Linked DNA regions of Homo sapiens: region 1 is linked to region 2. The links are chromatin loops, found by intact Hi-C in ENCODE. Cell type or tissue: HCT116. All regions are shown on one strand. Each heading gives the region's core, and the rest is flanking DNA. Links, peaks and the distances in the headings are about the cores only.

The links. Hi-C counts contacts between places; a loop is a spot of excess contacts. Peaks named below come from ENCODE experiments on the same cell type or tissue, not always from the same donor. Only the 100,000 strongest peaks of a DNase experiment are listed, where the experiment ranks them.
Region 1: a loop joins it to region 2, with 4 times the contacts of the local background. A loop is called at or near these places in 3 of 110 quality-filtered maps.

What each region holds. Positions count from the first base shown.
Region 1 is chr5:102,547,145-102,559,756 of GRCh38, forward strand. No RefSeq gene overlaps it. Among named protein-coding and RNA genes, the nearest start is that of LINC00492, 28 kb to the right of the region's middle. In HCT116, for the core only: a CTCF peak has its summit at 7,801 (motif pointing left); a DNase peak (open chromatin) is centred at 7,757.
Region 2 is chr5:102,445,336-102,457,947 of GRCh38, forward strand. All of the region lies in intron 6 of SLCO6A1 (solute carrier organic anion transporter family member 6A1), which reads right to left. Among named protein-coding and RNA genes, the nearest start is that of SLCO6A1, 47 kb to the right of the region's middle. RefSeq lists an enhancer at 8,629-8,688. In HCT116, for the core only: CTCF peaks have their summits at 5,100 (motif pointing right) and 5,300; a DNase peak (open chromatin) is centred at 5,126.

The DNA.
Region 1 (12,612 bases), core at 3,022-11,021, 100 kb after region 2:
ATCGGTCTCAAACTCATTTTTCACAACCTGTGAAAGATGATGAGGTATTTGGAAAAGACAAACACTTGCCAAATCATAGCTATGAGTGGTGATCTCAAAAATTAAATAAAAGTACTCACAAAGGCATTTTTGGATCATTTGCAGATAATCTTTTGGAAAGCATTTTTGTTCGTTCTGTGAAGTTAAGTAAATCTCACAAATGAGGAATCTTGGCAGAGTCAGACTGTGAGCTTTTACACTTGTTCTATGATATTTAGGACAGAATAAGGAATCCTTCTAGAAGCATCATTGCCTCTGTAAACTTTAAACACATTTTCTCGAGCCAATATTTACCTTTTGGCAGCTAAGTATGAGAGATTCAGCTTCTGGAATTTCTGTCCAATCTTGAATGATGTTGATAGAGTGAGCATTTTATGAGAACCTCACTAATGGTTTTATCTAGAAGGTAGCATTCCTTTAAAATATTCTAATTTAACTTATCTCTTTAATTGTTCAGATCATCGATAAAAATGTATTTGTTTTGTTAGCTGAGAGGAAGAAAAATTATTGCAAGCTTCAGAGTATAATGATGCAAACAGCTCCAACTATTCAGTGTGTGGGAGTTTGTTTCTTGGAATTAACAAGAGGGGTTATGAAGTATGACTGCAGGAAGAGAATGTTGCTCTTTGGAATAGTTCAATATTCTAGAGCAAGTATAAATTAGCTATTTAAGCCAATAACATTCAAAGTATTCTAAATAGCTGCCAAATTATGAAATACATGAAACAGTGTGGAAGAGACCCAGAAACTGGTCCTCAAATCACTTAACAATATTTTTCTAAGCTGTGTCACAAACAGATGGGCACAAAAATGTGTTCTGTTTTCCCATTCATAGTTGTTCTAGAAAAGAAACACTTTCTTAATATAGAGGCATTTACAGCTGGTGTTACACTTCAGATGTTAACCATCTCTGTTTTTCATCATCAGCTACAGCATAATATGCATATTCATACCTGCCATTAAGGCAGTAATACTAAGGGTAGTCAGAGCTAAACTGTCTCAGTCCTTTAGGAGCTTAAGACAGCCAATGAACATATGTAATATGCATAGAATCTAGCCAGTTATGCATTTATTAAAGTACAAGAGCCAAACTTTGCTTATAGGCTAAAGAACCAGTGTCACATCACAAACCTTTCAACTCAGTGTGAAAAGTGATTATGATAATATGTATAATATGTATCAATAAGGTGCACAGATGCCTAATGCTCACCATCTTTTGGTAGGTGTAAATGAGCCAAGAAGTGACTGGGAATGATATGTAAGTGTGTTCATCGGGTCACAGAGCTTTCAGACATTCAAAACTGGACGTAGATTAACAACCCAAGAAAATGCAGCCAGAAGGAGAAAATGGTATCTATAAAGTGCATAAGGAACAGTGAAAGCATTCACACAAACATATCCTAAAAAGGAAGTGTTGGTTAAATTGTGCAATTGTCCAGAAGAGTGTTTTGGAAGATAGATTACAATGCCTTGTATCATCTGATATAAGGGTACTCATGTATTAACATAAAACATATCACCTGCTTCCAGTGCATCTCCTACATTGCTCCACTCAGCTACATTTCTGTTTTTTACTTTCTACCCCTTTTTGCTTGAGGAAAGGGATGGCTGTTGTTCCTGTACTATGCCTCCCTTATAGCTTTCGCATTAGCTGTTTCCCCCATCTAATTTCACATACCTGACTTCTTATCATGCACATCTCAGGTTAATTATTTCTTCCTCAACCAGCATTCACCTTCAACAAGTTTCCTTGACACTCCACCCTATTTTATTTTATGTTCTGGCATTTTTGTCTATGTGCATGCCTGCTCACTTATATGTTGTTCCTTTTCCACCTCCTATCAGTAGAAAGTGAGCCCCATGAAAGTAAAATTCTTCTCACTCTTGCTCATTGCTAACTTCCCAGCATATAAAGCAATTCCTACCACACAGTAGGCACTCAATAAATAGTTGTTGAATTTATGATTCTTTTTCATATATTCTTTCTTTACGAAGAAAAAGTAAGAAAATTAATGACAAGCTTAGTGCTTTCAAAAAGCAGTATGTAACATAATCTTATACCTGATATTAATTACTTGAAATTTTGGGGTAAGTAGAAGGAGTTAAAGAAATAAATACAATCTAGCAAATCTTTATCTGAATCAAGTCTCCAGAATATTAAAACCAGAAGATACAGAAATACATCTCTTAAGAATTAACTCCAGTAAATCAACCTAGGTGCCCATCAACAGTGGATTAGATAAAAAACATGTGATACATACATAAAATGGAATACTATGCAGCCATACAAAATGCTAAATCATGTCCTTTGCGGCAACATGGATGTAGCTCTCCAGCTTAGCAGGCCATCATCCTAAGCTAATTCACATAGGAACAGAAAACCAATACCACGTGTTCTCACTTATAATCACTGTGATTATAGACTACTAATATCTAGTTTTAAGAAAACTGGCCAGGTGTGGTGGCTCACACCTGTAATCCCAGCACTTTGGGAATCTGAGGCTGGTGGATCACCTGAGGCCAGGAGTTCGAGACCATCCTGGCCAACGTGGTGAAATCCCGACTATACTAAAAATAGAAAAATTAGCTGGGCGTGGTGGCAAGCACCTGTAATCCCAGCTACTAGGGAGACTGAGGTGGGAGGATTGCTTGAACCTGGGAGGCAGAGGTTGCAGTGAGCTGAGATCATGCCAGCCTGGGTGACAGTGAGACTCTGCCAAAAAGAAAGGAAAGAAAGGAGAGAGAGAGAGAGAGAGAGACTAATATTTGTGAATAGCTAAACTGGCCTAGGTCAATCACCTTAGATTACTTACATCAGTTAAATTTGCTCAGGTCACTTAGTGAATGAGCAGAGACTGAAATTATTTCATCTTTTTATTGAGTACACAGCTAGTCTATTTGTATGGCCATGTGACTGAATTTGGCTGATGGAAGATAAATGCATGTGATATATGCAACATTCAGGCTTGGCTCACTAAAACCTCCCACCTAATTCCATGTTTTCTTTGCTTTGTGTCTTCCAGCTACCAGAAGACTCTGATGTAGGGGATGACAGAGCCAACAGATGCCTCCCTCAACCTAGTGATTTACATCCATCACATAATCAAGAAATAAGCTGTATTAGTCCATTTTCACACTGCTATAAGAACTACCTGGGACTGGGTAATTTATAAAGAGAAGAGGTTTAATTGACTCACAGTTCTGCATGGCTGGGGAGGCCTCAGGAAACTTACAATCATGGCAGAAGGAGAAGCAGGCACATCTTACATGGTGGCAGGCAAGAGAAAGCAAGCAAGAGCAGAGAAAACCGCTTTATAAAACCATCAGATCTCATGATAACTCACTCACCATCACAAGAACAGCATGGGAAAAGCCACCACCATGATCCAGCCACTTCCCACCTGGTCCCTCCCTTGACACGTGGAGATTATGGGGATCATAATTTGAGATGAGATTTGGGTAGGGACACAGAGTTAAATCATATCACAAGCTTTTGTTGTATTAAGTAACTGAAATTTTAGGATTTTCTATTTATATCACTTACCCTACCTTGATTAATATAGTCAATTTTGCATCACTTAAGAATCATAAGCTTTTACCTACTCTGATTTACAAACAAATCTTGGTAAATCAATATGTATTAATGTGCTATTTTACATACAAGATTGATCAAATTTACACATTTAATAAATGCCAGGTTCAAAATTTGTACCCAAGTTTTTCTGATTCCAAATCCCCACATTCTTTTTACTGCCCCACATCACACAACTCCCATACTTATTTCAATGGAAGAAGAATTGAAAAGTGAGTTAAGTGTTGATTTTTGCCAAACTAAGATAACTAGAAAGATTTTCTAGTTTTCAGCATTAAGCTCTGAATAATAAGCCACCTAAAAATAAAATGCAATCTTTAACAGAGCTGCACATCTGTGAATTAAAAGCACCAATTTTTCTATTCTCTTCACATTAACACAATTCAGTATTTATAGTCTCATATTTGGTTTACTTCTATCATATAAAACCAGATAATAGCCAGTAATGAAACGTCATTTTCATAGCTCTGAAGCAAACAGCAAATATCTCTATTTTCAATATTTTATGCTTATGATATTTAGCAGAGGCTATTTCATTCATTAAAGGGTACTCATGTATTAACATAAAACAAAGTAAGGAGTACCACTCTCTCTTTCCATGTAGATGCAATATAGCAAATCCATTAAAATGAGTGATTTTTCTCCTTTAGCTTCTTATGAACATTTTATAGTCATTAGCACATACTCTGAGTGCATTGAATATTCTCTTCAATACATCTCTTTTCCTTGAGGTATACTATATTATTAACAATGGTAAAACATCTTTTTTTCTGTTCTCTTCTTTTTTAAAAAAATTTTTTAAATTATACTTTAAGTTCTTGGATACATGTGCAGAACGCGCAGGTTTGTTACATAGGTATACACGTGCCGTGGTGGTTTGCTGCACCCATTAACCTGTCATCTACATTAAGTATTTCTCCTAGTGCTATCCTTCCCCTAGGCCCCACGCCCTAACAGGCCCTGGTGTTTGATGTTCCCCTCCCTGTGTCCATGTGTTCTCATTGTTCAACTCCCACTTATGAGTGAGAACATGCAGTGTTTGGTTTTCTGTTCTTGTGTTAGTTTGCTGAGAATGATGGTTTCCAGTTTCATCCATGCCCCTGCAAAGGACATGAACTCATCCTCTTTTATGGCTGCATAGTATTCCATGGTGTATATGTTCCATATTTCTTTTATCCAGTCTATCATTGATGCACATTTGAGATGGTTCCAAGTCTTTGGTATTGTGAACAGTACTGCAGTAAACATATGTGTCCATGTGTCTTTATAGTAGAATGATTTATAATCCCTTAGGTATGTACCCAGTAATGGGATTGCTGGGTTAAATGGTATTTCCAGTTCTAGATCCCTGAGGAATTGCCACACTGTCTTCCACAATGGCTGAACTAATGTACACTCCCACCGACAGTGTAAAAGCATTGCTATTTCTCCACATTCTCTCCAGCATCTGTTGTTTTCTGACTTTTTAATGATCACCATTTTAACTGGCATGAGATGGTATCTTATCGTAGTTTAGATTTGCATTTCTGTAATGACCAGTGATGATGAGCTTTTTTCATATATATGTTGGCCGCATGAATGTCTTCTTTTGAGAACTGTCTGTTTATATCTTTCGCCCACTTTTTTATGGGGTTGTTTTTTTTCTTGTAAATGTGTTTAAGTTCTTTGTAGATTCTGGATATTAGCCCTTTGTCAGATGGATAGATTGCACAAATTTTCTCCCATTCTGTAGGTTGCCTGTTCACTCTGATGATAGTTTCTTCTGCTGTGGAGAAGCTCTTTAGTTTACTTAGATCTAATTTGTCAATTTTGGCTTTTGTTGCCATTGCTTTTGGTGTTTTAGTCATGAAGGCTTTGCTCATGCCTATGTCCTGAATGGTATTGCTTAGGTTTTCTTCTGGGGTTTTTATGGTTTTAGGTCTTATTTTTAAGTCTTTAATCCATCTTGAGTTAATTTTTGTATATGGTGTAAAAAAGGGGTCCGGTTTCTGTTTTCTGCATATGGCCAGTCAGTTTTCTGTTATTTGCCTTTTTATATATTGTCCAAATTTAAATTAACATGATCAAAAAATGCCCACACTTTGTCCAGAGAGATGGCTATCTCACACAATCCAGAGAGAACATGAAATGATTACAATTCTCAGGAGTATGTTTTATCCATTTGGATTTACTGCTTTAAAATATGCATATTTTGGTTGCATCAACTCTGTTTCTAAAATTTATTCTAAGAAAATGATAATCTATATACCCAGTGATTTAGCCTCAATTTTATTCATTGCAGCAATTATGTTTTTGTTACATATAACCCTCTTGGTCATTTAAAAGGAACCTAAAAGACAACATAATAACTAAACATATGTAAACTTTATTTGTAGGACGTGAACTGTATGTTTTATTTTCTTCATTTATATTCCTTCATTGGGGATATAACTTGAATTTTGCCATAGTTTAGACAATCTAGAATTACTTAAATAAAACAAGGACTACTATACTTTCCTCTTTGTCTTAATACCCCAATTAAAAACAGAAGAAAACATTTTTCAAATTTTTGATATTACATAGTGCACATTCTAAAATTTATTCTAGTTTGAAAAAATGTGCCATTGACCATAGAAGGTATTCAATGATTAAACATATTTCTCTGAAACAGATATCAAGTATGCTAATCTAGTTTAACCTCTTAACCTGCAGAACACCTCTAAATCAGTACTTAATATTGTTCGTAAGGAATACTTTTAGGGTGTTCTTAGAAACTTTACTGTCCTCTCAGGTAATGATTGGCCAAAGGGACTTTGAGCTTATGAGGTTAACTTTTGTGGTTGATTGGTTGGGTATTTCTAATTTCATTATAAATATGTAGAAATTTTTCTACATAGCAGTGATGGTCATGGCTGCTGAAAATCCTTTATAAAAGATTAATTTTACTCTAACTTCTAGACTGATGATTACTTTTATTATAAATGCTATATTTAAATGTCAGCTCTTTAAATATGGTGATTAATTTGCTTCCCTAACTATATTGCTCATAATTAAATTAACAGGCAAAAAAACCAAACAGAACCTCAATGCCTTGTGCTGAAGTAATTTTAATCTTATTTTCTTGAGACATCAATTAAATAATATTTCCAAAATATTATTATCCTATATATTATTATTTATTATTGTTATCCTATATTATCTTATTGTTATTTTTAGTCATAAAATATCAATTATGAGAAAATCTATTCTTAAAATATATAAATATATATATTAAGCCTCAATGCTAAGCACTTCCAACTCAAATAAAATATATAACTTCCTAACTGGAATGGCCTTACCTCTTTTTCTCAAACACAGTCATTTGGATGGAAATCAGAGGAGAAAGGCTAAGTGCCCAGGGCCCTAGAATCTTTGTATAAGAATGATCATATGCCACACATGGTTCAAATGGAAGAGATTACATGGCTCAGTTCCTTTCAAGAACGTCAAGTATTTTATTCCAAGTTCACTCTTACAGCAGCTGAATGCAAGATAAACAAGGCCCCTTGCCTATTGATATATTCTAAGCAAGCAGCAGAGGAGATTAAGCCTGTGTGCTAGCTTTCATGCAAAACACAACCACAGGGCTCCACAAGCCACAAGGAGCCTCAGATGTAGCCTTTTGCCATTATTACCAAAGGAGTTTTTATCGACATAGTCAGAGACTTGTATATGTATTAAAAGTCTTCATTTGACAAATATAAGTATGTAAAGCATATCACAATGTTGTTGGCTACCCTGGTTTGATAGCTCCCCATTTTTAGGATATGAGGAGTTTCAAAGAATAGACATATCTCAAATCTCTCAGGAATTCTGAGAGGCACTCAGCATACTCATTGGTTTAGAGACAAATCTTGATCAGATTTTATTTTGCATTGTGATTCCTTTTTTAAATTCAGTAAGAATTCTATGAGTTCTAAGTTTTCAGAGAATTTAGCCGGACTTAGAGCAATCTTCTTATGATTATTAAAGGCTAAATTTAGCTTCTTAATAATCATATATTCTTGAGTTAATTCCTTTTTCATTGTTAAAAAAGTGATGTAAGTATCTATATATCTCTTACCTCACAGTGTTAGTCTTCAAACAAGCCACTAGACCACCTAAGAAGAAGCATGTTAAATGCTCTAGCACCACCTGGAGGGTGAAGGGATGTCTGGGTACATTAAAGAGACCAGTTTCATAACCTATTATATTTATGCATAAATGATGCAGTGAGAGTTCTGTGTACTTGTGCTTACACTGTTCTACAGAATTACAAGAAAGAAATCAAGTGTTCTATGGAAAGTTAAACAAATATAACAAGACTCTATTTGAGAAACAGTTTGATTCTGGCTGAAGGATAATTGCAGGTTATAGATTACTGAAAGAAATTATTAAACATTTCACCTTTCACTGAAAAGAATGTGGCAACCCCAAATTAAAAGATGCAGAAACCTGAGTAATAAACTGGATGGTATTACCTAACTGGCTAGAAAATTGTCACTGTCGGTGGATAGGAGAGTGATGTATTGTTCTTTGTGTTTTTGGTCAGGTTCAGCCACAGGGAGTTTATGAAAGGAACTACCATGAAAGGAACTCTTCTGACTTAAATTGAAGACAGAGGACAGGAACCATTATACTTTGGCAGTCATTAGAGACCTAAGGTGGTCAGTCTTCCTTGTCAAATAAACAATCAACGAGCTAACTTCCTCACAAACATCTAGTGCTTTAGTTTATTTATAGGTAGTGAAACATGTTTTTTATAGTCCTAAAACAGACTTCACCCTAGTTCAATTCTGTGCTAATCAAATATATTAATAAACTTACTATACACAATTGTAGAGAGAAAATGTCTATGGCATTATAAATAAATTGTCACATATTTTTAATACCTATGCATAGTGTATTAGTTCATTTTCACATTGCTATAAAGACCTACCTGAGACTGCGTAATTTATGAAGAAAAGCGTATTAATTGGCTCACAGTTCCACAGGTTGTACAGGAAGCATGGCTGGAGAGGACTCAGGAAACTTACAACCACAGCGCAAGGCAAATGGAAAGCCAGCGTGTCCTAAACGGTTGGAGCAGGAGGAAGACAAAGAGGGAGATGCCACACACTTTTAAACAACCAGATCTTGTGAGAACTCTATCACAAGATAGGACTAGGGAGTGGTGTTAAACCATCAGAAATCACCCCCATGATCCAATCACCTCCCACCAGGTCCCACCTCCAACACTAGGGATTACAATTCAACATGAGATTTGGGTGGGGACACAGAGCCAAGCCATATCACGTAGTATCCTCAATTAAACCAAACAGGGTTGTTCAATTGTGTCAAAGTCATTGTAGAAATAATAGATTTCCTTAGAAAAAGATTTCCAACTTTCTTGGTACTTCATAAACAAATGAGGATAGCAGTGTGACTTTCTTAATACTCAGTAACTTGTCAGAAGTTTATCTGAAAAAACAAAGTGCCTCACTCTCTTGAGAAAGCTTTGGAAAGGAAAGGACATGACGCACACTATGGAAAGGAGTTTGAACATTTCTCAAAGAACTGAAAACAGAACTACCGTTCAATTCAGCAATCCAATTGCAGGCAATATATCCAAAGGAGAATAGACCATTTTACCAAAAAGATACATGCACTTTATGTTCATCACAGTGCTATTCACAATATCAAAGATATAGAAACAACCTAGGTGCCTATAATGATGGATTGGACAAAGAAAATCTGGTATATACACAACATGAAATATTATGTGGCCACAAAAAAGAATGAAATCATGCCTTCTGCAGCAACATGTTTGGAGCTACAGCCCATAATCCTAAGCAAACTAATGCAGCAACAGAAAACTAAATACCACACATTGTCACTTACTAGTGGGAGCTAAACATTGAGCACACATGGACATAAACATGGGGATAGTAGACACTGCAGACTACTAGAAGGTGGAGGAGGGGAGGTCAATGGTTGAAAAACTACCTATTGGATATTATGCTCACTATCTGGATGCAATATACCCATGTAAAAACCTGCACACATACCCCTGTATCTAGACTAAAAGTTGAAGTTTTTTTAAAAAAATACCAAACATGATCATGTTGAAAGTAACTATTTTTACCTGTATCAAATACATATGGCATTTACTATTTTACTATAGATATGTTCCCATTAATGTACTTTGATCTCCTTTGTAGACAGTATGGTCAGCTCTGATTGAAAGACTAGAGAGACATAAACAAGAGGCTCTTCAGTCTGACTTATTCAGTGCCAAGCACAATGGCATGAATAAAGCTGTATTGAAAACTTTATTTGGTTATGCCAAAGAAAATTTAATTATGACAGTGGCAGATGCAGATTTCAATTCCATTTCTGCACTTTTTCTTACAGGGCTTTCTGGCATTTCAAGGTTTTCCCAAGTCTTTCCTTAATAAAGCTTTAACCGACTTACTCAGTTTCATTCTAAATCTCATTTTCAATATCTGAAAGGCATAAAAGCCTTTTGAAAAGTCAAATATATGTTAGTTCACAGTAAAATACAACTATTGCAAAAAAATACACTTCTCCTCATTAGGACATAAGTATTTTCATCAAAGAGGAAAATGACTTCAATTTTATTTACAGGTAGTGAAAATTCCAAGCTAGTAAATGGTAATGCTATAATTGAAACTTGAGCTGGACGTGGTATCTCATGCCTGTAATCCCAGCACTTTGGGAGGCCAAGGCAGGAGCATCACTTCAGCCCAGGAGTTTGAGACCAGTCTGGGCAACGTAGCGAGACCCCATCTCTACAAAAAATAAAATATTAGCCAGGCATGGCAGCAAGTGCCTGTAGTTCCAGTTACTCAGGAGACTGAGGCAGGAGGATACCTTGAGCCCAGAAGTTCAAGGCTGCAGCGAGCTGTGGTCATGCCACTGCACTTAGGCCTGGGTAACAGAGAGAGACCCTGTCTCTACTTAAAAAAAAACATTTTTTAAACCTTGCATATATTAAGCCCCAATGCTAAGCACTTCCAACTCAAATATAGTTCCTTTGAATTTTCCAAGAAAAACATAATATTGCATGTTCATGTCTCATTGCATCAGGATGCATCTAGCTCACTTCTTCTTTACATAGAATGAGATGCTTTGATAGGTAATGGTTTAAGGTACATTTATTACCAGTGGTTAGCTGCAGGAATATAAACTAATGTTAATAACATGAATAAAATATAATTTGGATAGTGAAGTTATTGTTATTTTTGCACATATGCATACATGTAGCCTTCCATTAGATTGGATAATTGACACTTGATTGTGTAGGCCAGAATCTGGGAATAAAGATTATTGATATGATGATGTCTTGGAGGGAGCTTGAGATACAATCTATACAACTCCTTACCTGTAAACATGTCATGCACTGGAAAAACATACATTTTTAGTTCATTTTAAAGATCTATTATAATGCATAAATGGTTATAAATTATCTTCTTAAAGTCTTTCTGGAATGGAATTTCTAGAAGCCTCTTCTAAAAGGTTTACACTTTTGTTTTTCATATCAAATTTTGGTTGCATTAAATAGGATTTTGTCAATGCCCCCGTTTGACCATTGACAAAGGTGAAAAATAAGGCTTTTTAAAAAGATAATTTGCACTTCTTATTTAAAATTAGCTCTTTGTTCTAAGAATAGATGTCATTTTAAAAAGAGTGATGTCACTGTCAAAAACCTGGTTCCATAATCCCTTTAGTATTCCAATTGTCTGTCCTGAATATTCCTTATTCTTATATTTGATACTGTAATCTCTAGTCTGCATATCTTCTTTTGATGAGCTTTTCTTAATGGTGTGTAGTAATTTTTTAAATTTCTTTTTACTTCCATGTTGCAAATATTTTTCCCAACATTTATTTGTTTTCCATAAGCAGTGTTTGCTTTAATGAGATTATATTAATTAGACTTTTCCTGAATTACTTCAGGATTTTTTGTTTTGGTGAAGTGGGCTTTCCTGATCACAATCCTACATTAATTTTTTGTGCTTTTGTTTTGATATGGCTGTAGTTAGCATTTATTTTGTTTTGGTTTGTTTATGTTTTACATTTAGTTCTTTTATCTAAAATGTATTGTGTGTGGTTTGAAGTAAGAGTCAACTTTTATTTTTAAAATCCATGGTAACTGTACTAACATTAATGAATACTTTATTTTTTATTTTCTTAAATGCTCCATTTCAAGTCAAACTATCTTTGTTTGCAGATGACATGATCCTATATCTAGAAAACCCCATTGTCTCAGACCAAAAGCTTCTTAAGTTAGTATACAACTTCAGCAAAGTCTCAGGATACAAAATCAGTGTGCAAAAATTGTTAGCATTTCTATACACCAACAATAGGCAAGCCAAGAGCCAAATCATGAATGAACTCCCATTCACAGTTGCCACAAAAAGAATCAAATACCTAGAAATACAGCTAACGAAGTGAAGAACCTCTTCAAGGAGAACTACAAACTACTGCTCAAAGAAATCAGAGATAACGAAAACAAATGGAAAAATATTCCATGCTCATGGATAGGAAGAATCAATATTGTGAAAATGGCCATACAGCCCAAGGCAATTTATAGATTCAATGCTATTCCCATTAAACTACCACTGACATTCTTCACAGAATTAGAAAAAGCCATTTTAAAATTCACATGGAACCAAACAAGAGAATGAATAGCCAAGACAATTGGAAGCAAAAAGAACAAAGCTGAAGGCATCATGTTACCAGACTTCAAACTGTACAACAGGGCTACCATGACCAAAACAACATGGTACTGGTATAAAAATAGACACATAGACCAATGGAACAGAATAGAGAGCCCAGAAATAAGACCACACACCTACAGCTATCTGATTTTCAACAAACCTGACAAAAACAAGCAATTGGGAAAGGATTCCCTATTCAATAAATGCTGCTGGGATAACTGCTTAGCCATATGGAGAAGACTGAATGAAACTGGACTCGTTCCT
Region 2 (12,612 bases), core at 1,676-9,675:
TTCATATGTTTTTTGGCCACATGTATGTTTTCTTTTGAAAAGACACTCTTGAAAAAGTGTCTGTTTATGTCCTTTGCCCATTTTATAGTGGGGTTGTTTGGGGTTGTTTTGCTTGCTGATTTGTTTGAGTTATTTATCGACCTTTGTCAGACGTATAGTTTGCAAATATTTTCTCCTATTCTGTAGGTTGTCTGTGTACTCTGTTGATAGTTTCTTTTGCTGTGCAGAACGCTTTAGTTTAATTAAGTCCCACTTGTCAATTTTTGTTTTTGTCATGATTGTTTTCAGAGTCTCCATCGTGTCTTTGCCTGGGCCAACATCCAGAATGGTATTTCCTAGATTGTCTTCTATGGTTTTTATACTTTAGATTTTACTTTTAAATATTTAATCCATCTTAAGTTGATTTTTGTATATGGTGAAAGGTAGGGGTCCAGTTTCAATTCCACATATAGCTAGCCAGTTATCCCAGCATCATTTATTGAATAGGGAGTAATTTGCCTATTGCTTGTTTTTGGTGGCTTTGTTGAAGATCAGATGGCTGTAGGTGTGCACCTTTATTTCTGTGTTCTCTATTCTGTTCCATTGGTCTCTGTGTCTGTTTATGTACCAGTACCATGCTGTTTTAGGAGCCTTGTAGTACATTTTGAAGTTGGGTAGTGGCATCCTCCAGCTTTGCTCTTTTTGCTTAGGATTGCTTTGGCTCTTGAGGGTTTTTGTTGTTGATGATGTTCCAAATGAATTCTAGAATGGTGGTTTTTACTAAGTCTGTGAAAAATGTCATTGGTAGTTCATTAGGATAGTATTAAATCTGTAAATAGCTTTGGGCAGAATGGCCATTTTAACTATATTGATTCTTCCTATTCATGAGTATGGAATATTTTTCCATTTGTTTGTGTTGTCTTTGATTTCTTTCAGCAGTGTTTTATAGTTCTCCTTGTACGGATCTTTGAACATCCTAGTTAGTTGTATTCCTATATTTTAGTCTTTTTGTGGCTATCGTGAATGGGATTGCATTCTTGATTTGGCTCTCAGCTTGGACATTATTGGTGTAGAGAAATGCTACTGATTTCTGTACATTGATTTTGTACCCTGAAACTTTGCTGAAGTTGTTTATGAAATCTGGGAGCCACTGGGAAGATACTATGGGGCTTTCTAGGTATAGTATTACATTGTCTGTAAAGAAAATAAGTTTGACTTCCTCTCTTCCTATTTGGATGTGCTTTCTTTCTCTTGCTCTGGCCAGGACTTCCAATACTATGTTGAACAGGAGTGGTGAGAGAGGGCATCCTTGTCTTGTTCCAGTTTTCAAAGGGGAATATTTCCAGCTTTTCCCCATTCAGTATGATGTTGGTTATGGGTTTGTAATAGATGACTCTTATTTTGAGGTATGTACCTTCGATGCCTAGTTTGTTGAAACGTTTTTTGTTTTTTGTTTTTGAGATGGAGACTCACTCTGTCGCCCAGGCTGGAGTGCAGTGGAGCGATCTCGGCTCACCGCAACCTCTGCCTCCTGGGTTCAAGTGATTCTTCTGCCTCAGCCTCCCAAGTGGCTGGGATTACAGGCACCCACCACTATGCCCTGCTAATTTTTTGTATTTTGGTAGAGACAGAGTTTCACCATGTTGGCCAGACCAGTCTCAAGCTCCTGACCTCGTGATTTGCCACCTCAGCCTCCCAGAGTGCTGGGATTACAGGTGTGAACCACCACGCCCGGCCCTGTTCAAAGTTTTTAACCAAAAAGGATATTGAATTTTATCAAAAGGATTTTCTGCATCTATCGAGATGATCATGTGCTTTTGTTTTTAGTTCTGTTTATGTGGTGAATCACATTTAGTGATTTGTGTATGTTGAACCAACCTTGCATCCCAGAAATAAAAGCCTACTCAATTGTGGTGGTTTAGTTTTTTGACATGCACCTGGATTCAGTTTGCTAGTATTTTTTTGAGAATGTTTGCATTTATGTTCATCAGGGATATTGGCCTGAAGCGTTCTTATTTCACTTGTGTCTCTGCCAGGTTTTGGTATCAGAATGACGTTGGCCTCATAGAACATGTTAAGGAGGAGTACCTCCCCCTTGATTTTTTTAGAATAGTTTCAGTAGGATTGGTTATCAGCTCTTCTTTATGTGTCTAGTAGAATTTGGCTGTGAATCTGTCTCATGCAGAGTCTTTTCTGGTTCGTTGGTCGTTTTTCTTATAATTGATTCAATTTTGGAACTCAATACTTGTCTGTTCAGGGTTTCAATTTCTTCCTGGTTCAATCTTAGAAGGTTGCATGCTTCCAGAAATTTATCCGTTTCTTCCAGATTTTCTAGTTTGCGTGCATAGTGGTGCTTGTAATAGTCTCTGAGGGTTTTTTGTATAACTGTGAGGTTAGTGGTAATTTCCCCTTTGTCATTTCTGATTATGTTTATTTGTATCTTGTCCCTTTTCTTCTTTATTTGTCTACCTAGTGGTCTATCAATCTTATTTATTCTTTCTAAGAACAAACGTTTCATTTCATTGATCTTTTTATGGTTTTTCTCATCTGCGTTTTGTTCAGTTCAGCTCCGATTTTGTTTCCTTCTTTTCTTCTGCTACCTTTGGAGTTGGTTTGCTCTTGTTTTTAGTTTCCCTAGGTGTGACGTTAGATTGTTAATTTGAGACATTTGTAACTTTTTTATGTGAGTGTTTAGCACTATAAACTTCCTTCTTAACAATGCTTTAGCTGTGTTCCAGAGATTCTGGTATGTTGTATCTTTGTTTTCATTACTTTCAAAGAATTTCTTGATTTCTGCCTTAATTTTATTGTTTACCCAAAAGTCACTCAGGAGCAGACTATTTAATTTCCATGTAATTGTATGGTTTTGAGAGATCTTCTTGATATCGATTTCTATTTTTATTGCACTGTTGTTTGAGAGTGCAGTTGGTATGATTTCATTTTATTTGAATTTGTTAAGAATTGCTTTATGGCTGATTGCGTGGTCAATTTTAGAGGATGTGCCATGTGCAGATGAGAAGAATGTATATTTTGTTTTGGTTAGATGGAGTGTTCCATAGATGACTGTTAGGTACATTTGGTCAAGTGTCAAGTTTAGGTCCCAAATATCTGTTAGTATTCTGCCTCAGTGATCTGTCCAATACTGTCAGTGGGGTGTTGAAGTCTCCCACTGTTATTGTGTAGTTATCTAAGTCTCTTCATAAGTCTCTAAGAACTTGTTTTATGAGTCTGGGCATTCCAGTGTTGGTTGCGTATATATTTAGGGGAGTTAGCTCTGCTTGTTGAGTTGAACCTTTGTCATTATATAATGCCCCCCTTTGTCCTTTTTGATTATTGTTGGTTTAAAGTTGGTTTCGTCTGAAATAAGAATAGCAATCCCTGCTCTTTATTGCTTTCCACTTGCTTGATAGATATTTCTCCATCCTTTTACTTTAAGCCTATGGGTGTCCTTGCATGCGAGATGGGTCTCTTGAAGATAGCATACAGTTAGGTCTTGCTTTATTATCCGACTCGACGGTCTGTGCCTTTTAAGTGGGAGCTATAACCCATTTCTGTTCAAGGTTAATATTCATATGTGTGGATTTGATCCTATCATTGTGTGGTTAGCTGGTTGTTATGTAGACTTGATTGTGTATTTGCTTTATAGTGTCAATAGTACTTGAGTGTGTTTTTGTGGTGGTCAGTAATGGTGTTTCATTTCCATGTTTAGCATCCCCTTAGGAACTTCTTATAAGGCAGGCTCGGTGGTAACAAATTCCCTTAGCATTTGCTTGTCTAAAAAGTATTTTATTTCTCTTTGGATTATGAAGCTTAGTTTGGTTGGATATGAAATTCTTGGTTCTAATTTCTTTTCTTTAAAATTCCAGAATATAGACCCCCAATCTCTTCTGGTTGTAGAGTTTCTGCTGACAGGTCTACCGTTAGCTTGATGGGGTTGACTTTGTAGGTGACCTTTCCCTTCACTCTAGCTGCCTTTAGTGTTTTTTACTTTGCATTGACCTTGGAAGATCTGATAACTATGTCTCTTGGGGATAGTCATCTTGTATAATATCTCACAAGGGTACTTTGAATTTCCTGATTTTTTTTTTTTGAGACAGAGTCTCGCTCTGTTGCCCAGGCTGGAGTGCAGTGGCACAATCTCGGCTCACTGCAAGCTCTGCCTCCCAGGTTCATGCCATTCTCCTGCCTAAGCCTCCCAAGTAGCTGAGACTACAGGCACCCGCCACCACACCCAGCTAATTTTTTGTATTTTTAGTAGAAATGGGGTTTCACCGTGTTACCCAGGATGGTCTTGATCTCCTGACCTCGTGATCCGCCCGCCTCGGCCCCCCAAAGTGCTGGGATTACAGGCGTGAGCCACCGTCCTGATTTTTGTATTGACCTCTCTAGTGAGATTGGGGAAATTTTTGTGGACAATATCCTCCAATATGTTTTCCAAGTTGCTTGCTCTTTCTCCCTGTCTTTCAGGGATGCCAGTGAGTCATAGACTTGGTCTATTAACATAATCTCATATTTCTTTGAGGTTTTGTCCATTTTGTAAAATTCTTTTTTATTTTTGTCTGAGTTAATTCAAACCACTGGTCTTCAAGCTCTGAGATTCTTTCCTCAACCGATAATACTCCCAATTATGTCATGAAATTCTTGTAGTGCGTTTTTCAGCTGTATCATCTAGATTTGGTTCTTTCTTAAAATGGCTACTTAAGCTTTCATCACTTTCATCATTTTACTGGATTCCTTATATTCCTTGGGATGGGTTTCAGCATTATTCTGAATATCTAAAATCTTCATTTCCATGCAGATTCTGAATTCTGTCATTTCAACCATTTCATCCTGGTGAATAAGCATTGCTGGGGAGCTAGTGAGGTTGTTTGGAAGTAAAAAGACATTCTGGCTTTTAGAGTTGCCAGGCTTTTTGTGCTGGTTCTTACTCATGTGTGTGGGCTATGTTCCTTTAACCATGGTGTAATTTGACTAGAGTCAGTTGACTTCATTTCTGGATGTTTTCAGAGGGCCAAGGCTTTGTGCAGCATCTTTATTTGTGACAGAATTCCTGTGCTTGGTTTCACAGCGGGATATATTAGCCAAGTATTTTCAGTGTTGAAGTTTGGGCTGCAATCCAGTAGATGGCACTTAAGCATCATGGCCAGTAGGTGGGCTCTTGCTCAGCCATGCAGCACCTCTGTATTTCCTTGTATTTGCAGCCATGCTCTCTCAGTGCTCTGAGAGTGTGGGCTCCTTTCCCACTAGCACTGGCTGCAGATCTCAGCTTGGCATTTCCGGGCTGCGCATCATAGCCCTGGGGCAAGCTGATGCCTTTTCTTCCCTCCCTGGCTTGGAGGCACCAGGGGCAAGGATCTTGGCAGTGGCAATGGCAGAGGGCCTTTCACTAATCTCTTGGGGCTCCACTCCAGAGAAGCACACCAATTGGTATGATTAGCCCAGGGTGAAGCACCTGTGTTGCAGGCCCAAGCCGAGGTGCCCTGCCTAGTAGTGAGCAGGGGGCTCACAGGCAAGAAAGACTGGTCTTTTCTTCACAGGGCAGCCATGGCATGCTGGAGGTGTGAGTACAGCACTCAGACCCTTTATCTCTTTGCCAGCCTAAGGATAGTAACCGTGGTACCACTACAGCAGCAAGGGCAGAGGGGCTGTGAGTTGTCTCTGGAATTTCCTTCCCAGAGAAATGCAGAGCCATCATCAACTGAAGGGTTCAGGTTGGGGCAGGGTGACTGTGCTGGGTGCCCAAGTGGAGAGGCCCTGCCCAGTGAGGAGTCACAGGGGCAGGATTCCATGTGGAAAACAATCTGGTCGCTTTTGTATAAGGAAGCTACACTGTGCAGGAGGCCTGCAATAGTCCTTAAGCTCATTGCTCCCTATCGAGCCTGAGGGCAGTAGAGTGGCATAAATAGCAGGCCTGTCCGTTACCTCTGGGAGCCCCATCCCAGGGATATACAGAGCTGCTACCAGCCTGAGAGCTCAGGCAGGGGTGGGTTGGCTGTGCTAGCATCCCATGCCAGTGAACTTTGTCTGGCAAGGTGTAGTGGAGGCTAGGCCCTCAGTCCATCTTGCTTATCAGCACTGTGGATATGGCCCCTATCCTGGGGGCATGTGAGAGAACCTGGCCTCCTTTATTGGCAGAAACACAGCTGCTAGCATAGGGGTGTTCAGGAGTCCATTGCCCTGGGATTTGGCATGTACCTGAACAGCAGCTCTGCACAGGCTCCATGCAGCTCTTCATGTCATTCTGGAGGCCCTGGATGGAGTGGGTTGGGGGAATCTCCTGTGCCCAGGGTTGCAAAGATCTGTGGCAGAAGTGTGGGACCTTGGGAGCTCTCACTCACTTGCTGTTTCCCCTCCGTGGGGAGCCTACCATGGTTCTATACCAATCCCAGGTGGGCAACTGTCCTGTCTCAGTCTTCCCTCTTCTCCATGGGTCATGTTGCTTCCTTGATGAATCCCAATGTGTCCTCCTGGACAGGCCAGTTGATAAGCTAGTGTTTACTTGCCACTCTGTCTCCTCTCCATGACAGCAGCACACACTAGCTGCTTCTAGTCAGACATCTTGGCACTCTCTAATATAGTTTTGAAAATTATGTTATTTAAATAGGATTTATATTGATTCTTCTTTCTATGATAGCCATTTACTTGCTTTCAAAGGAAATTCATTGTTTTAACTACCAATAGGAAGATGACTAAATAATTTGGACAGCAGCTTCCTTTGATTTATTTTGTCAGCAATTAACAGTCATATAGCAATAATAGCTCACATTCATTTTGTCTTTTACAGTTCACAATATGTTTAATATCATAATATTCATTGACACTTCCTTATTCATCTGAGTCCTATTATGCAAATATATAGTCCCTGTAATAAGGCAGGAAACTTACACGTGAGATGAAGAAAAAGGATAAGAGGGTTGAGCTCTCTGTTCCACACATTTAGAGGGAGCTTTTCCTCTATAAAATATTATTCCTTACCAAATTCCATCCAGGATTTATTTTTTTGCTTTTTGCTTTTCTGTGATCTTTCCTAACCTCCAAACTTTATGTTTTTATTCTTTTTTTAAATATTTCTAATCCATTTTATTCTTACAGCTATAGAGAGGTAGCTTTTTTCTTATCCTCTGTTCTACCTTCTGTTCTAAAAGTCTAATTCCAACTACTTTTACATTTATAACTTTTAACCTCGTGGATATTATAACTGCATAAAAATGTTAAATATTTTGTATTTGTTTCAGCTTTTATACTTTATTTTACTTGCATCTATCTTGTCTACTTTAAAACTATTAAAATTACTGACATTTTCATAAACTCTTTCCTTTCCTTTTTGGAAAAATGTTTTAAAAAACATAATGACCTGCAAGAAACATGGTAAGAGTAGATAATCCATTCGAAAAATAGCTAGTTTTTTGTCTCACTTTATAAAAATTCATTACAAGAAAAGACTATTTTTTAAAATCTATGCCTAGACACTCAGGAGAAGTATATTTAAACCAGCTCCCAATCAATAAGTCTTATAATGATGGTGACATATGATTTCTTTGTTGGAATGATTTTCTAGTTGTCCTTGTGTCAAGAGTTTCTAAACAGCCATTGGATTTCAAGAAAATGATCCAAACCAAATGGCATGAACCATGAGGGATAGAACTATAGAATTAATAGAGAAAGACAATTGGCCTTTAGCAAGTTAAGTTCCTCCAAATACTCTTTTTTAGTTTTATTATTTTCCAGTCAGTTTTCCACTCTTTTATCAAGATAAAAGGAAACTTTGGTTATGTAGTCCCCCTAATTTTTTGTGCAATTCTTCCCCTAATCTAAAATCAGAGATATCTCACATAAGCCCAGTTCAAGACCAGCCTGGGCAACATAGTGAGATTTCTCTACATAAAATTTAAAAATTAGCTGGGTATGGTGATGTGCACCTACGGTCCCAGCTACTCAGGGGGGCTGAGGGAGACTGAGGCTGCAGTGAGCCATGATCATGCTGCTGTGTTTCAGCCTGGGTGACAGAGTGAGACCCTGCCTCAAAAAAAAAAAAAAAAGAAAGAAAGAAAGGAAAAAAGCAAACATTTTAAAAATTCTTTTGAACATTCTTATAATAGTTTACATGAAGTCTTTGTTTACTACATCCAACACCTGAGCCACCTCAGAGACAGTTTGTACTGACTTTTTCTTTATATGGGCCACATTTTCTTCTTTCTTTGCATTTTTCATGAGGTTTTGTTGAAAATTGGACACTTTAAATAATACGTTGTAGCTTTTCTGGATTCTGACTTCCCCACCCTCAGGAGTTGCGTTATTGCTGTTTTCTGTCTCTTGTTTATTACTTTTCAGGACTAATTAAATAAATTCTATCTTCCTAGGAGTATGCAGCCACTGAAGCCTATGTTCTATTTTTAATTATTTTCCTCATTTTTAAGCCTGGCTTCCCAGGAGTCACCCTGGGTCAGCATACCTTGATGGCCACCCAATAATTGGGCAGGGGTTTTACTTAAATATCTTGAGTCAGTAGGGCTTCCACTTTTTGCTGAGGGGATCTGTACATGGATTGGATCACATATTCAAGTTTCAGGCAGTTTACAAGCTACTTTGACTTTCACTTTCTGTTTATGTAAGGACTTGTGCTCAGCCAGGAACCAGTAGATAACTGGGGCCATCTCTGACCTCTCCTGAGTGTGTGAACCCTTTCAGATCCCCATGAATATATTAAAGCTTTCAAAGCCTAATATCATTGGCCAGATATATCTTTTACATTTTTGGCTGGTTTACTGTTTCCCCTAACAACTATTGCTGCCTCTGGTAGCTACGATGCTGGCCTTTTCCAAAGACTGGCCACCAATATTGTAATTGCTGACTACAATGTCCCAGGACTTTTCCATGGAGCTCAAAACTAGATCAACCACCTCAAGTGGCAGGAAGACTGTTAGCCTTCACTGTTACCAAGACATGGAGGGTAGGGAGGAAAGAAAAGACAATGGATGCAGTCCCAAATTTAAATGCCACAGACCCTACTCTTCTAACCAATGCTCAATAATTCTTGAATAAATGCTTTCAATTTATTGTATGCCTTTGCTTAATTTCCAGAGTTTCAAAATAGTTGTTGACAATTCTGCCAGTTTTACCACCACATTTTGGAGGTCAGGATTTTCCACGTTTCTCTCTTTGCAATTCTAAAAGTGCCACCTTCTGATAAACTTCAAAAAGAAATCAGATATCATCTAGTTATCTACTCAGATAGATGTTAGTCAGAAGTCTAAGATTGTTACCAGGCATTATATGGTTTTATATCCTGTCTAACAATAATAATAAAATCCTCCATTTCCAAGTAAGAAGAATTGGAATTGGCTTGCTTTTTTTTTTCTTTTCTGGCAGTAAACTTAAAACAAACAAAAAAAACCTTAAAACACTCATGTTTAAATTTTCTGAAGTGTTTTTAATAATTGTGTCTTAATTTTTAGCAATATGAAAGAGATTATAACTAATTGGCTTCTGTATAGTTAAAATATATGTACATGTAATATTTTGATAAAAATTAAAACTAAATACAAATCTGAATTAAATGTAACCAATTAGGAGGGATGGTTTATGATTTGATTAAAAGATAAACACAGAATAGAAACAAGTAAACATATTTCTGATTTTATACAACATACACATTTGTTTTAGGATTAAACCAGTATAACAAAATATATATAAATATATATATATATATATATAAATTATGTTATAACAAAGATCTATGAAAACATTAAGGAGGGAGAAACTCATTTTGCCTGGGAATATAAGGTGAGATTTGACAAAGAGTTTTTTTATAATAGAGAAGAGAGACAATGACATTTTAAATAGATAGATTAGCATCTACCAAAATACAGGACTATAAAATTACCTAATGTGTCCAGGAAAGACCAAGTGGCTGGAATGTGGAGGACAGAGGGATAAAATTCTAAGAAAATGGGATAGGAAAATTCAGTTGATGCTACTGTGAAAGATCTTCAAAGTCCTATTAAAGGGTATGAAATTCATCTATCAAGTAATCTGAGAAATGGCGTGATAAAATCTGTATATGAGAAATACAATTTTGCAAACAACAGAAAGGATGAAGTTATGAATAGCAGAAGAGAAAACAAATGGAAAGTCAAATCATTATTTAAGTTGGTGTTTTTTAACTCTACAATGTCTATATTGTAGACCTTGTTTCACTTAGAAAAACAAAGATTTTCTTCATTTAATATTGAGATATTTTCCACAAAACATGATGCTTGTGGGACTATTTTTCAACTTCTAGAGTTCTCTTCTGAGTTACTTAAACATAATAAAAAAGATAATATTGATACATGCATGTCATCCCATTAAATGCCTTATTTACTTCTGCAGAGAAAAAATTAACACGAAATAATATAAAACTAAAAGAAACAGAAGGAAAATACCTGGTGCCAATCTCTGACACTAGTCAAGTTATTGGCAAAGCCAGCCCTATTTTTTATTATCTGTAAAGTGAACAAGTTAGTTAAAAGACTTCAAAAGTCTTGATACAAAAATCCTCAATAAAATACTGGTGAACCGAATCCATTAGCACATCAAAAAGCTTATCCACCATGATCAAGTGGGCTTCATCCCTGGGATGCAAGGCTGGTACAACATATGCAAATCAATAAACATAATCCAGCATATAAAGAGAACCAACGACAAAAACCATATGATTATCTCAATATATGCAGAAAAGGCCTTTGACAAAATTCAATAACCCTTCATGCTAAAAACTGTCAATAAATTAGGTATTGATGGGATATACCTCAAAATAATAAGACCTATCTATAACAAAACCACAGCCAATATCATACTGAATGGGCAAAAACTGGAAGCAGTCCCTTTGAAAACTGGCACAAGACAGGGATGCCCTCTCTCACCACTCCTATTCAACATAGTGTTGGAAGTTCTGGCCAGGGCAATCAGGTAGGAGAATGAAATAAAGGGTATTCAATCAGGAAAAGAGGAAGTCAAATTGTCCCTGTTTGCAGATGACATGATTGTATATCTAGAAAACCCCATTGTCTCAGCCCAAAATCTCCTTAAGCTGATAAGCAACTTCAGCAAAGTCTCAGGATACAAAATCAATGTGCAAAAATCACAAGCATTCTTATACACCAGTAACAGACAAACAGCCAAACCATGAATGAACTCCCATTCACAATTGCTTCAGAGAGAATAAAATACCTAGGAATCCAACTTACGAGGGTTGTGAAGAACCTCTTCAAGGAGAACTACAAACCACTGCTCAACGAAATAAAAGAGGATACAAACAAATGGAAGAACATTCCATGCTCATGGGTAGGAAGAATCAATATCGTGAAAATGGCCATACTGCCCAAGGTAATTTATAGATTCAATGCCATTCCCATCAAGCTACCAATGACTTTCTTCACAGAATTGGAAAAAACTACTTTAAAGTTCATATGGAACCAAAAAAGAGCCCTCATTGCCAAGACAATCCTAAGCCAAAAGAACAAAGCTGGAGGCATCACGCTACCTGTCTTCAAAATATACTACAAGGCTACAGTACCAAAACAGCATGGTACTGGTACCAAAACAGAGATATAGACCAATGGAACAGAACAGAGCCCTCAGAAATAATGCCACATATCTACAACCATCTGATCTTTGACAAACCTGAGAAAAACAAGCAATGGGGAAAGGATTCCCTATTTAATAAATGGTGCTGGGAAAACTGGCTAGCCATGTGTAGAAAGCTGAAACTGGATCCCTTCCTTACACCTTATACAAAAATTAATTCAAGATGGATTAAAGACTTAAATGTTAGACCTGAAACCATAAAAACCCTAGAAGAAAACCTAGGCAATACCATTCAGAACATAGGCATGGGCAAGGACTTCATGTCTAAAGCACGAAAAGCAATGGCAACAAAAGCCAAAATTGACAAATGGGATCTAATTAAACTAAAGAGCTTCTCCACAGCAAAAGAAACTACCACTGGAGTGAACAGGCAACCTACAGAATGGGAGAATATTTTTGCAATCTACTCATCTGACAAAGGGCTAGTATCCAGAATCTACAATGAACTCAAACAAATTTACAAGAAAAAAAAAACAACCCCATCAAAAAGTGGGCAAAGGATATGAACAGACACTTCTCAAAAAAAGATATTTATGCTGCCAAAAGACACATGAAAAAATGCTCATCATCACTGGCCATCAGAGAAATGCAAATCAAAACCACAGTTAGATACCATCACACACCAGTTAGAATGGCGATCATTAAAAAGTCAGGAAACAACAGGTACTGGAGAGGATGTGGAGAAATAGGAACACTTTTACACTGCTGGTGGGACTGTAAACTAGTTCAACCATTGCGGAAGTCAATGTGGCGATTCCTCAGAGATCTAGAACTAGAAATACCATTTGACCCAGCAATCCCATTACTGGGTATGTACCCAAAGGATTATAAATCATGCTGCTATAAAGACACATGCACATGTATGTTTACTGTGGCACTATTCACAATAGCAAAGACTTGGAACCAACCAAAATGTCCAACAATGATAGACTGTATTAAGAAAATGTGGCATATATACACCATGGAATACTATGCAGCCATAAAAATGATGAGTCCATGTCCTTT